Linked DNA regions of Homo sapiens: region 2 is linked to region 1. A link is a loop called in an ENCODE intact Hi-C map of the cell type or tissue named here. Cell type or tissue: MCF 10A. All regions are shown on one strand. Links, peaks and the distances in the headings refer to the core of each region. The heading gives the core; the rest is flanking DNA.

Region 1 (8,664 bases), core at 1,394-6,393:
TAGAAATCACAGGTCTGACCCCTATGGGCCTCATGAACTTGAACAAGTTCCCTCCCATCTCTGAGCCACTCTGAAAAATGGGGATTATAACATCTGCTGTGCAATGTTGTGACGATTAAATTTGACAGTGCACGTGCGGTATCTAACACAGCCCACAGCCTCAGATGCCCAGGAACTCAGGAAGGTCATAGAAGTGAATGAAGCTGACCAGGTACATGAGAAAATCATGTGACCCTCTTAGCTTTAGCTTTGCCACTTGTAGTAGACATGTAAGTAGAGAGAATTATAAGAAAAATTCTGGGCCAGGTGCAGTGACTAACACCTGTAATCCCAGCACTTTGGGAGGCTGAGGCAGGCAGATCGCTTGAGCTCAGGAGTTTGAGACCAGCCTGGGCAACATGGCAAAACCCCATCTCTTAAAAAAAAAAAAAAAAAAAAAAATATATATATATATATATATATATATATATATATACACACACACACACACACACACACACACACACACAAGCCAGGCATGGTGGTACATGCCTATAGTCCCAGCTACTCAGGAGGCTGAAGCAGGAGGATTCCTTGAGCCCAGGAGGTTGAGGCTGCACTGAGCCAGGATCACACCACTGCACTCCAGCCTGGGCGATGGAGCAAGACCCTGTCTCAAAAAAAAAAGGGGAGGGCTGGGAGGGGAGAAAAAATTGGATAAGAAAAAGAACAATGCAAGTATGATAAATGATATAAATCACCCATATTCATAAATAAAGGGGTAATAAACTGAGACTTAACCTCAGTGTTGGGGGGCAACAGGGAGGGGTGGGGACTGGGGCAAATCAGAGCATATAGGGTCCATCTGAGAGGGACAGCCATCCTGGGCTCCAGCCGATTGCTGCCATGAGGGAGTGTGAAGCCAATGTTAACATGTCTTCCTGGTTTATAAGAGAAGCCAGAACTCTTAAATTTTTTATGTGAAATATTTCAATTCTTAAATTTGGGCTCAGTTATTTTTTTTAATAACACTACAGAAGCCAAACTAAACCCATTTATGGGCCAAAATCAGCTCGTGGGCTGCCAGCGTGCAACCTCTCACCTAGATAATGGTATATAATATAAATACGTTTCCCTTCCCCCCTTTTTTCTCTTCCTCCTCTTTCTCCTTTCCCTCCCATTTTCCACATCCTTTTCACCTAACCAGCCCCCACCCTACATTTCTATACTAAGTCCAAGTGATAGAAGGGATTAGGGTGGGTTGAAGCAGTGATTAAGCCCAAGGGGATGTAATCTAGATGCCTAATGGCGCCCCAGGGCCTGGATCATTGCCTGGCACATAGTGGATCCTGTCAAAAACCTTGATGAATGAAGAAGCCAGAAACTGGGGGAGTCAGTTCTGTTTCTTGTGCACACCCTGGGCTTACCCAAAGAACTGTCTGATTTTTCTCAACAGCCCTGAGAAGTCGTTCTGGACGCTCCATCATCAATGGGAACTGGGCAATTGATCGACCAGGAAAATACGAGGGCGGAGGGACCATGTTCACCTACAAGCGTCCAAATGAGATTTCGAGCACTGCCGGAGAGTCCTTTTTGGCGGAAGGTCCCACCAACGAGATCTTGGATGTCTACGTGAGTTTGGATGTTTCTGGACTGTTCTTTGGATTTTGAATCTTGTCACTTCTAAGGAACATACTCTGAACAAATAAGCAACAAATCATTGCCCATACTCAATAAAAACCCTTTGAGCAGAGCCTGTTGGAGGCACTCCTTGAATGCTTGGCGTTCATCTTTGCCTTTACTTCTGAATGGGCCCAGCTCACAGCAACCTCCAACTCCACCAGATGCTTATTACCTTCGGAGTTTATTGACCCAGTAAAACCAATTTTACTTGTTGAACCAAATCAGAGGCAAAACATGCCCTTTATTTCATGAGCATTGGATCTCCTCCAGGCACTTTCCTTATACTGCTAATTTGGCATGTTTTCTTTTTATGGCAAAAGAAAGCAAGAGCCTAAAGGAAGGCAGGACCGCTCCCAGCTCCCAGCCCTGTTCAGACTCTGAGAGCAAATGAAGAAAGGAGAGCTCCAGAGCCCTCCAGATGAAACAATAAAGCTGAGAGTCACAGTAGAGAGATTTACTAGAAGCTCCCTGCTTCATAGAAGACAAAACCTTAATTTCTTTTACGTGAAACTAAGATATTAAATTGCTCAAGAGTTTTAAATGGTCCTTACGTTCAAAGGAAACCACTAGAATTCAATCTTCTTAAAAGACCAGGAAATAAAGGGTGATAAGACATAAAAGCTTGAAATAACATTTTGATAAAAAGATTGAGATCACCCATGAATATACACATTATTTCTGTCCCCAAAGCTGAGCTGATTAACATATTTGCTGTGTCAGAGTTTTAGAAATATTATTAATTGCATTGTCATTACTTCTCCACCTACACACAGTTCTATGTCCTTTCCTCTTGGGCCTAGTAGACTCGAAATTACAAAGGAAGCCTTGTTGTAGTTTATTTTGGATTTTTTTTTTAGACTGTCCAGTTGGTTGGTTGAATCTGAATATATTTTAAATGGCATCAGAGGTAAAAACTCAGGTTGTTAAAGGCCTACTGTGGGTGGTCTAGGAATGGAAGCCAACAGCAATTTCATAAACGGGACAAGGTTTTGCACTGGCAGAATGCTCAGGCAGAAGAGGCACCAGAGAGGGAGGGAGGATTTCCAGCCACAGACCGAGAGGAAGATTGTGTGAAAAGGGAGTGAGGGGATGAGGGATACACAGCAGGAACCTGAGGTCACACAACCGTGTCCCTTGGGGATTCAGTGCCCACCACGTTTCTGCAACGCCGATGGTTTGATATTGGTTCCTGGGTAGGAGAATCCCAGGGGTTCTCAGGTCTGCCTTCCTTTGGGTAATTTATAAAATGAAGACCCATTTCATCAGTAGGGAGTGGCAAGAGATCATGGCATAAACAGGAAGAATAGACACAGGACCCACCATGCAGGAGTGACTCAGAGATGCTTCTAGCTGGAAAGGACCTTTGAAAGTGACATGATTCTAACCTCTTCCTTCCCCAAGGAAGAAATCAAAAACTGCAGGGTGAAGGGGCTTGCTCTAGGTTACACAGCTGGTCAATAGGAGAGCTGCTTTATAAAGCAGCAGAGACAGAAACATCAAACCCGACCGTGTCTCCTTGCACGGCTCATATTTACACTGTGGATTCTCATTCTGCTGCTGGGTTTAGCCCACCACCCTGCTCCCCATCAGGAAATCCATGGGCAGCAAAGACTGTGTGCTCTAAATCCAATAGGGAGGGACGTATTCTGTTGGGCCATGCTCATTTAATATGTTTTCAGCCCAGACAATGTTCAGCTGCTGACTTCCACAGTCCTACGTAGATTCCTGCTTGCCATCCTATTTTTGTCATCATTCCTAAGAGAATATGACCCAGCAAGAGTTGGGTCGCTTCTACTTGTTTTCCTGGCCCCATGTCTTTGTGTTTCTGGGGCTTTCCCTGAATAAGAGGGAGGGACCTGGGGGCCAGCCTCACCAGCCAGGTCAAGAACTTTGAGGGAACCTAAAGCATCCCGGGGTGGCTCTGTCCAGGAGGTCTGCTGCTTGTTCGCATGACTTTGTCACGCCACCTAGTGTTAAAACAGTTCTCCTGCAGTGTACACGTATTTATCTGTGTTGGATGTTTCAAGAGCACTGAGCAAAATCTAAGGACAGAAAGGTTCTGCTACCGTTGCTCCATCTTCTCCTTTGGAGTTTAGAAAATCTTGACTCTTAGCTTAGTCTTCTTCTGATTTGCTCGGCCTAAGTTCTTCATTCTTCAAAAGTAAATGACAAAAAGCCATCCAGGAATAACTTTGTTTAATCTGCCACAGGTTCACTGATATTACTGGATGCGTACTAGAGTGAACCAACCCAGTCATTTCTCAGTAGTTCTGCAAATGCCATTGAAACCCAGAAGGGGTGTGCATACGTGCCAAGTGCGGTAACACTGATTTTTGTGTCAGCAGATGATACACCAGCAGCCAAACCCAGGCGTGCACTACGAGTACGTGATCATGGGGACCAACGCCATCAGCCCCCAGGTGCCACCCCACAGGAGACCAGGTAGAATCCCTTGTCTTGTGGCCGGGGACTCTGGTCATTTCCTTGTAAAGCCTTCTCTCTCTCAATTCTTGTGCATCCACCCTCTGTCTCTCGGTCAACACAGAGAAAATTGAGGGACGCATATTTCAAAGCCAAGGGGCCTTGACATTGGAGCAGGCTTCACCATTTGTCTGAGCCTTCACTGATGAGACTGTTTCATTCACTCGATTCCAAAATGGCATGAGCATCCTGGGTCTGCCCTGCCAGTTCAACATTTGAAATGCTTTATACTAGTTTCCAGGCCAGACAAGGGGGCTCATGCCTGTAATCCTAGCACTCTGGGAGGCCGACGCAGGTGGATCGCTTGGGCCCAGAGGTTCAAGACCAGCCTGTGCAACATAATGAAACCCCTGTCTCTACAAAAAAAATTACAGAAATTAGCCAGGCATGGTGGTGTGTGCCTGCAATCCCAGCTACTCAGGAGGCTGAGGTGGGAGAATCATCTGAGCCCAAGGAGGTTGGGGCTGCAGTGAGCCGTGATCAGACCACTGAACTCCAGCCTGGACAACAGAGTGAGACCCTATCTCAAAATTAAGAAAAAACAACACAAATTTACTTTCTTAGAGCTCTGGAGGTTAGAAGTCTGAAGTGGGTTTCATTGGGACAAAATGAAGGTGTCATCAGGGCCCCTCTCTCTCCAGAGGCTCTAGGAGAGAACCCACTTCCTCGCCTTTTCCAACTTCTAGGAGCCACCTGCCTTCCTTGGTTCCTGGCCCCTTCCTCCACCTTCAAAGCCAGCAGGGTGGCACTTTCAAATCTCTCTCTGACCCTGGCCTCATCACATCTCCTCTCTGACTCTCATCTTCCTCTCTCTTTCCTTTATAAGGACCCTTCAGATTACACTGGGCCCACCCAAGTAATCCAGGATAATCTCTCCTTCTCAAAATCTGTAATTTAGTCTCACCTGCAAAGTCCATTTTTGCTATGTAAGGTAGCATGTTCACAGATTCCAGGGATTAGGATGTGGACATCTTTAGGGGGCCATTATCTGTCTACTATATGCCTTTTCTCTTGGTTCCCCTTTTGTTTCTGTTAATAATACTTTGACCTATAAGACAAGAATAATGAGTTCACACCTAACAATCCATGTTGAGTCTTCCTGGTGGGCTCTGCTTATGGACAGAGCAGGCAGCTTTCTCTCGGCTGGCACTGGGCATGGGACTGCTCTCTGAGTCTGCAGACATTTCTCTACCGGAGGATGATGGAGCCCACCACCCAAATGCAGGCAGTCTTTTCCTTCCTTAAAATAGGAAGGTCTGCAGAAGTATTCATGGTAATTATAGCTCACACACATTGAGTCCTTGCTGTGTGCAAGGGCTTAGAAACTGCTGTGCTGAGCTCTTTGCGTAGATTAGTTCTTTGAATTCTCATGACAGAGGGAGGTACTTGGAGGGAAGTACTATTATTAGCCTTATTTTAAGAGTAAGGAAATGGAAGCTTAGGAAGAGTAAGTTAATAATTGTCCTGATCTCACACCTGGGCAGTGACCTGAGGAGGGCCTGTGTGACCATACTTTGTGCTTGTTATATCACTGAGAGGTTACTTGGTCCAATCCCTACCCTAGGAGGAAATAAAGGCACAAGTGCCAAACCCGCCCCATCCATTCTTCTCTGAACTTTGGACGGGATAACCAGGTTATCTGATTGCTACAGACTGGGGAGGACAACAGCTGGGTGCATCCCCAGAACATGGGGTGGGTGTGTTGTCCAAACTCCAAGTCAGCAAACTCAGCACAACAGAGAATTTTTATGTCATGTCCAGAAGCAATCCACAGTTTGAGAAACCAAGTTTGGGTAAGATTTCTGGGGTCCATTGCTGGTTTACAGGGATAATCAGACAGACTATTTGAAATCTATCAGGATGATGATGATTTCTGTCAGGCCTGATGGGGCTCAGCTCATGAATAGCATGGGGGTTCTGGGATCAGCTCCCTGGGACAGGGCAGGCCTGGAGGGGTCACCTGTAAAAAGTTGGTAAGCAGGGGCATTGTCACCAGGCTTCCTCTTCCATGTCAATGGAGTCTGGAGGCAGAGTTGGAATCCAGCTCTGCACCTTTTTGCTGTGCACCCTCAGGCGGGTCAGCAACCTCTCTGAACACACACCCAGTCTACAAAATAGAAGAAAAACCCTATAAGGTGGTTTTTGGCAGGGGAGAGGACATGGGAAGAGATTGAATAAATTAGTTGTCCATCCTAGCATAGAGCCCAGAACAAGGCACTGAAAAGACTTCTTAAATTTTTTTGTCCAACAACATCTTGGACAGTTCTCATTTATGTCAACATGCCTGGTCCTGATTTTGTTGGTCATATTTGCATGTCATATTTTAAACCATGAAGCATAATAACCAACTAAGTAAGAAAGCCCTGGCAAAAAAGCTGAGAGGTCTGGTGCAGTGGATCACGCCTGTGATCCCAGCACGTTTGGAAGCCGAGGTGGGCAGATTGCTTGAGCCCAGGAGTTCGAGACCAGCCTGGACAAAATGGCAAAACCCCATCTCTGCTAAAAGTACAAAAAGCAGCTGGATGTGGTGGCACTCACCTGTAATCCCAGGTACTCAAGAGACTAAGACACGAGAATCACTTGAACCCAGGAGACACAGGGTGCAGTGAGCCTCCTGCACTCCAGCCTGGGTGACAGAGTGAGACTCTGTCTCCAAAAAAAAAAAAAAAAAAAAAAATTGCTGAGAAAGCCCTAATTGTTGTTGTTGTTGTTGTTGTTGTTGTTGTTGTTATTGCTGAAATGGGGTCTCGCTATGTTGCCCAGGCTGGTCTTGAACTCCTGGGCTCAAGCAATCCTCCTGCCTCAGCCTCCCAAAACGTTGGGATTACAGGCATGAGCCACCTCACCCAGCCCCCTTGTAGTTTTAACTGTGTTCTACAGTAACCCTAGAATTTGCCTCCTTATTTTCTATTAAAATGAGACATACTTGAACAATATTCAGTCAAAATAGAAATATATACAGTCAAAAGCAACTGCCACATAATTGCCAAAACTTGGAAGCAACCAAGAAGTCCTTCAGTAGGTGGATAGACAAAAACTAATGGAATATTATTTAGGGCTAGAAATAAATGAGCCATCACGTCACAAAGAGACATGGAGAAACCTTCCATGCATATTACTAAGTGAAAGAGGCCACTCTGAAAAGACTACCTATTGTTTGATTCCAACTATATGACATTCTAGAAAAGTTAAAACTATGGAGACAGTAAAAAGGTCAGTGGTTGCCAGGGGCTGGGAGGACAGAGGGATGAAAAGGTGGAACAGGGAGGATTTCAGGGCGGTGAAACTACTCTGTGTGATATTACACTGGCGGATGCATGTCACTGTGCACTTGTCCAGACCCACAGAATGTGCACCCCCAAGTGTGAACCCTCGTATGGACTATGAACTCTAAGCAATAATGACATGTCCGTGTAGGGTCATCAGTTACACATGTACCAGTCTGATGTGGGATGATGGTAGTAAGGGACCCTGTGCCTGTGTGGTGGGAGGAGGTGTGTGGGAACTCTGTACTTCTACTCACTTTTGCTGTGAACCTAAAACTGCTCTAAAAAAAAAAAAAAGCCTATTAAAAAAAAAAAAAGTCCACAGCTCCCAACCCCATGCCCTTCCCAGAGGGAGTCTAACCCTTTGGTGGGATTTTGCCTAGCCCTTTTCTATGCATACACAAACATGTTTCCAGCCATTTGAATCATCATCTACAATCTCAGATGTGCAAGGAATATTGCATATTATTATTTTCCATTAGTCAGTTTAAATCTGACCTCAACTTCACCCTTCTTTGAAACCAGTAGATAATTCAATCGCAGTCTGCTTGGGGGTTACACACACACACACACAGACACACACACACACATATTCTCACTCCAGATATAAGGAAAGATCTAGAGTCTTAGACAAGCCAAAACATTGGCTAGACCCCCCTGGTGGTCTGTCCACACTAATTCCGCTGAGGTGCCACCGGGAGCAGCCTCATGGGGCCTTCAGGTTAGGGCTCTGCTCCTTCCAGTCTGCATGGGGGGCACAGGAAGCTGGTGAGGCTGGCAGCCAGGCCCCCTCTCCCGCTGCAGGGGTGGCTTCCTCCTGGGACACTGGACATTGTCTGGTACACCTAAGGATCCATGGCACTCAGGAAACCCAAGACTCCAGACTCCTACCTCTCCTCCATCTTGAAAACCTCTCTCTCTCTTTCTCACTCTCTCTCTCTCTCTCTCTTTCTCACTAGCTCTCTGTCTTGCTCTCTGTCTGTCCCTCTCTGTCTCTCTTACCATCTCCCTCTCTTTTGCTCTCTCTTTATTGCTCTCTGTCTCTCTCGCACTCTCTGTTTCTCTCTCTCTCTCTTGCTCTCTGTCTCTCTTGCTCTCTGTTTCTCTCTCTTGCTGTCTCTCTTGCTCTCTGTCTCTCTCTCGTTCTCTGTCTCTCTCACTTTCTGTCTCTGTCTCTGTCTCTCTTGCTCTCTGTCTCTCTTGCTTTCTGTCACTGTCCCTGTCTCTCTTGCTCTCTGTCTGTCTTCTTCTCTGT
Region 2 (5,000 bases), core at 1-5,000, 760 kb before region 1:
TCTCATTGGTTTCAAAGAACTTCTTTATTTCTCCCTTAAATTCATTATTTACCCAGTAGTCATTCAGGAGCAGGTTGTTCAGTTTCCATGTAGTTTTGTGGTTTTGAGTGTGTTTCTTAATCCTGAGTTCTAACGTGATTGCACTGTGGTCCGAGAGACTGTTTGTTGTGATTTCCATTCTTTTGCATGTTTTACTTCCAATTATGCGGTTGATTTTAGAATAAGTACGATGTGGTGCTGAGAAGACTGTATATTCTGTTGATTTGGGGTGGAGAGTTCTGTAGATGTCTATTAGGTCCACATGCTCCAGAGCTGAGTTCAAGTCCTGAATATCCTTGTTAATTTTCTGTCTTGTTAATCTGTCTAATATTGACAGTGGGGTGTTAAAATCTCCCATTATTATTGTGTGGGAGTCTAAGTCTCCTTGTGGGTCTCTAAGAAGTTGTTTTATGAATCTGAGTGCTCCTATATTGGGTGCATATGTATTTAGGATGGTTAGTTCTTCTTATTGCATTAGATCCCTTTATTATTATGCAATGCCCTTCTTTGTCTTTTTTGATCTTTGTTGGTTTAAAGTCTGTTTTGTCAGAGACTAGGATTGTAACCACTCCTTTTTTTTTTTTTTTTTTTTTGCTTTCCATTTCCTTGGTAAATCTTCCTCTATCACTTTATTTTGAGTCTATGTGTGTCTTTGCATGTGAGATGGGTCTGCTGAATACAGCACACCAATGGGTCTTGACTCTTTATCCAATTTGCCAGTCTGTTTCTTTTAACTGGGGCATTTAGCCCATTTACATTTAAGGTTAATATTGTTATGTGTGAAATTGATCCTGTAATTATGATGCTAGCTGGTGTTTTTTGCCCATTAGTTGATGCAGTTTCTTCATAGTGTCGATGGTCTTTACACTTTGGTTTGTTTTTGTAGTGGCTGGTACTGTTTTTTCCTTTCCATATTTAGTGCTTCCTTCAGGAGCTCTTGTAAGGCAGGCCTGGTGGTGACAAAATACCTCAGCATTTGCTTGTCTGTAAAGTATTTTATTTCTCCTTCACTTATGAAGCTTAGTTTGGCTGGATATGAAATTCTGGGTTGAAAATTCTTTTCTTTAAGAATGTTGAATATTGGCCCCCACTCTCTTCTGGCTTGTAGGGTTTCTGCAGAGAGATCCAATGTTAGTCTGATGGGCTCCCCTTTGTAGATAACGCAACCTTTCTCTCTGGCTGTGCTTAACATTTTTTCCTTCATTTCAACCTTGGTGTATCTGATGATTATGTGTCTTGAGGTTGATTTTCTTGAGGAGTATCTTTGTGGTGTTCTCCGTATTTCCTGAATTTGAATGTTGGCCTGTCTTGCTAGGTTGGGGAAGTTCTCCTGGATAATATCCTGAAGTGTGTTTTCCAACTTGCTTCCATTCTCCCCGTCACTTTCAGGTACAGCAATCAAATGTAGGTTTGGTCTTTTCACATAGTCCCATATTTCTTGGCTGCTTTGTTCATTCCTTTTCATTCTTTTTTCTCTAATCTTGTCTTCACGCTTCATTTCATTAAGTTGATCTTCAGTCTCTGATATCCTTTCCTCTGCTTGATCGATTTAGCTATTGATACTTGTGTACGCTTCACGAAATTCTTGTGCTGTGTTTTTCAGCTCCATCAGGTCATTTATGTTCTTCTCTAAACTGGTTATTCTTGTTAGCAGTTCCTGTAACCTTTTTTCAGGGTTCTTAGCTTCATTCCATTGGGTTAGAACATGCTCCTTTAGCCTGGAGGAGTTTGTTACTACCCACCTTCTGAAGCCTACTTCTGTCAATTCGTCAAACTCATTCTCCATCCAGTTTTGTTCCCTTGCTGGTGAGGAGTTGTGATCCTTTGGAGAAGTGGCATTCTGGTTTTTGGAATTTTCAACCTTTTTGTGCTGGTTTTTCCTCATCTTCGTGGATTTATCCACCTTTGGTCTTTGCTGTTGGTGACCTTTGGATGGAGTTTTTGCGTAGTTATCCTTTTTGTTGATGTTGATGCTATTGCTTTCTGTTTTTTCCCTTCTAACAGTCAGGCCCCTCTTCTGCAGGTCTGCTGGAGTTTGCTGGGGGTCCACTCCACACCCTGTTTGCCTGGGTGTCACCAGCAGATGCTGCAGAACAGCAAAACATTGCTGCCTGCTCTTTCCTCTGGAAGCTTCATCCCAGAGGGGCACCCGCCAGATGCCAGTTGGAGCTCTCCTGTATGAAGTGTCTGTCAACACCTGCTGGGAGGTATCTCCCCATCAGAAGGCAGGGGGGTCAGGGACCCACTTGAGGAGGCAGTCTGTCCCTTAGCAGAGCTCGAGCACTCTGCTGGGAGATCCGCTGCTCTCTTCAGAGCTGGCAGGCAGGAACATTTATGTCTGCTGAAGCTGTGCCCACAACCGCCACTTCCCCCAGGTGCTCTGTCCCAGGGAGATGGGAGTTTTATCTATAAGCTCTGAGTGGGGCTGCTGCCTTTCTTTCAGAGTTGCTGAGCTTAGAGAAGAGGAATCTAGAGAGGCAGTCAGTCTGGCTACAGTGACTTTGTGGCACTGTGGTTTTTTTAATGTCAAAAGTACAGAATATAAATTCCACAAATTGTGACAGTCAACTTGATGTTGATTCTGAAATAAATTTAAATTGCATTATTAAAAGATGGTTTGTGGCCCAGTGCGGTGGCTTACTCCTGTAATCCCAGTACTTTGGGAGGTTGAGGTGGGCGGATCACAAGGTCAGGAGATTGAGACCATCCTAGCCAACATGGTGAAACCCCATCTGTACTAAAAATACAAAAATTAGCTGGGCATGGTGGTGCGTGCCTGTAATCCCAGCTACTCGGGAGGCTGAGGCTGGAGAATCACTTGAACCAGGGAGTTGGAGGTTGCGGTGAGCCGAGATCGCGCCACTGCACTCCAGCCTGGCAACAGAAGGGGACTCTGTCTCAAAAAAATAAAATAATAAAATAAAATAAAAAGATGGTTTGTGAGTACTTAGGAATTGGTCACTAGGAGGCAGCATTAGCTCACTAAAAAACAATTCATGCCAGAAAAGAATTAGTTTCCTGACCTAGAAATTACAAATAGACCTTGTTAGAGGAGTGCTATAGACAGTGTTTTGGTATTTAAGCAAAGCATTTGGCAAAGTCTTTTATGGCATCATTTTGAGTAAATTGTATGACATGGTTATGTAGATTTTTGATTCAAGTATACTTACAGAACATGAAGTAATGGATTAATGCCAGCCTTTAGAGAAATCTGTACTGGCATGCCATGAGGCTTTTTTCCTCCAGTCCATTCTATTCACATTTTTATTAATGTCTAGGAGAAAATATTTGTTATTCTGGTAAAGTATGTGAATGACAGAAACTAGAGAAATTAGAGTTCTTGGTATATTGGTTGATCAAATGAGAATCCAAAAGTATCTCCATAGTCTAGAACAGGGTTTGGCAAACTACAGCCTATGGGCTAGATCCATCTGGCAGCCTGCTTTTTGTACAGCTCTCAAGCTAATAATGGCTTTTATGTTTTCAAAGCATTGTAAAAAAAAAAAAAAAGAACAACAAAGAAGGATATGAGATAGAGATCACATACAGCTCACAAAGCCTAAAATATTTACCATACTATCTGACCCTCTACAGAAAAAGTTTGTTTATGCCTAGTCTAGAAAAGTAAGCAGAATTTAACAACATAAAAAATAGATGAATTGAACATCCTGGACTTTATTCCATAACAACAATCAAGCAAAACAATTCTTAGCACAAATTCAGTATTATACAAGATTAGACTTAGCAGCGTGTGTTAAAGTGACTTGGAATTGCTAAATTCAAGTTCAATTAATTATGAGATGTGATTATTAAAAGTTAATATGGCTTAAAACAATATTCATTTATAGAAAAAGAGAATTCAGACAATGGAGACAGTCCCATCCCATTTTTTTCTACAGTGGTCAGATTACACCTGAACTATTACTAGTTTTAGAGGGCAGACAATAAACTAGAGCATTTCCAAAGAATCTGACATGATTAGTTGACAAAGGAGAAGACATAAGGAAGATATCCCAGTGATCTTCACCTGTTTTCACAACTATTCAAAAAAAGAGAGAACAGACACATGTTGAGGGGCTAGAACAAGGACCCTTATATAGAAAATTCTGGGAGGCAGAATTTTCCTTTTTATTTCTAAGGCAGCATTTTGTGAATGCAGGCAGTATTCTCACAATTCTGAAACAGGGTTGGGCGTGGTGGCTCATGCCTGTAATCCTAGCACTTTGGGAGGCCAAGGTGGGCAGATCACTTGAGTCAGGAGTTTGAGACCAGCTGGCCAACATGACAAAACCCTGTCTCTACAAAAAATACAAAAAATTTAGCCGAGTGTGGAGGCACACGCCTGTAGTACCAGAGACTTGGGGGACTGAGGCAGGAGGATCGCTTGAACCCAGGAGGTCAAAGCTGCAGTGAGCCAAGATCTCGCCACTGCACTCAAGCCTGGGGGACAGAATGAGATCCTGTCTCAAAACAAAACAACAACACAATTCAGAAACAAACAATGTCTAAAGTTTTCACCTCAAGCTCACATTTAATTGGCTTAGTGTGAACTTGTTTACAATTTGCTCTCCAAAAAAAAAAAGGAGCTCATCTCATGTGTACGTTTTCTGTTTTGGTAGACATTACTAATGTTCACCAATATGCTCTGGTTCTCCTCCTTTTTGACATGTGGGAAGATGTTTGGCCAATGAAATGTGAGCAGAAATAATGTATATCATTTCCAGGCAGAAGCATTTAAAAGCATGATTCTCATGCTTCCTTCCCATGTGGTAGTCACTGCGGAAGCCTATATAAAGTTGAGGATGCCATCAGATCATAGCACTCAGGAATACTTAGCCACTACATTGAAGACAGGTGCAGTGTTCTTTGCGTGATCAAGAAATAAACTTTTTTAAAGTCATAAGCCAGTGAAAGTTTTGAAGTTGTTACAGCAGCATAACCTATCCTGTTCTGACTATTTC

Evidence for each region. Hi-C counts contacts between places; a loop is a spot of excess contacts. Peaks named below come from ENCODE experiments on the same cell type or tissue, not always from the same donor. Only the 100,000 strongest peaks of a DNase experiment are listed, where the experiment ranks them.
Region 2: a loop joins it to region 1, with 11 times the contacts of the local background. A loop is called at or near these places in 6 of 110 quality-filtered maps.

What each region holds. Positions count from the first base shown.
Region 1 is chr15:71,727,114-71,735,777 of GRCh38, forward strand. THSD4 (thrombospondin type 1 domain containing 4) reads left to right here. Exons shown (of 18, transcript NM_024817.3): 9 at 1,436-1,611; 10 at 4,008-4,104. Among named protein-coding and RNA genes, the nearest start is that of THSD4-AS2, 40 kb to the left of the region's middle. In MCF 10A, for the core only: a CTCF peak has its summit at 3,646 (motif pointing left); a DNase peak (open chromatin) is centred at 3,608.
Region 2 is chr15:70,971,187-70,976,186 of GRCh38, forward strand. All of the region lies in intron 9 of LRRC49 (leucine rich repeat containing 49), which reads left to right. Among named protein-coding and RNA genes, the nearest start is that of LRRC49, 81 kb to the left of the region's middle. In MCF 10A, for the core only: a CTCF peak has its summit at 2,990 (motif pointing right); no DNase peak of the experiment used is centred there.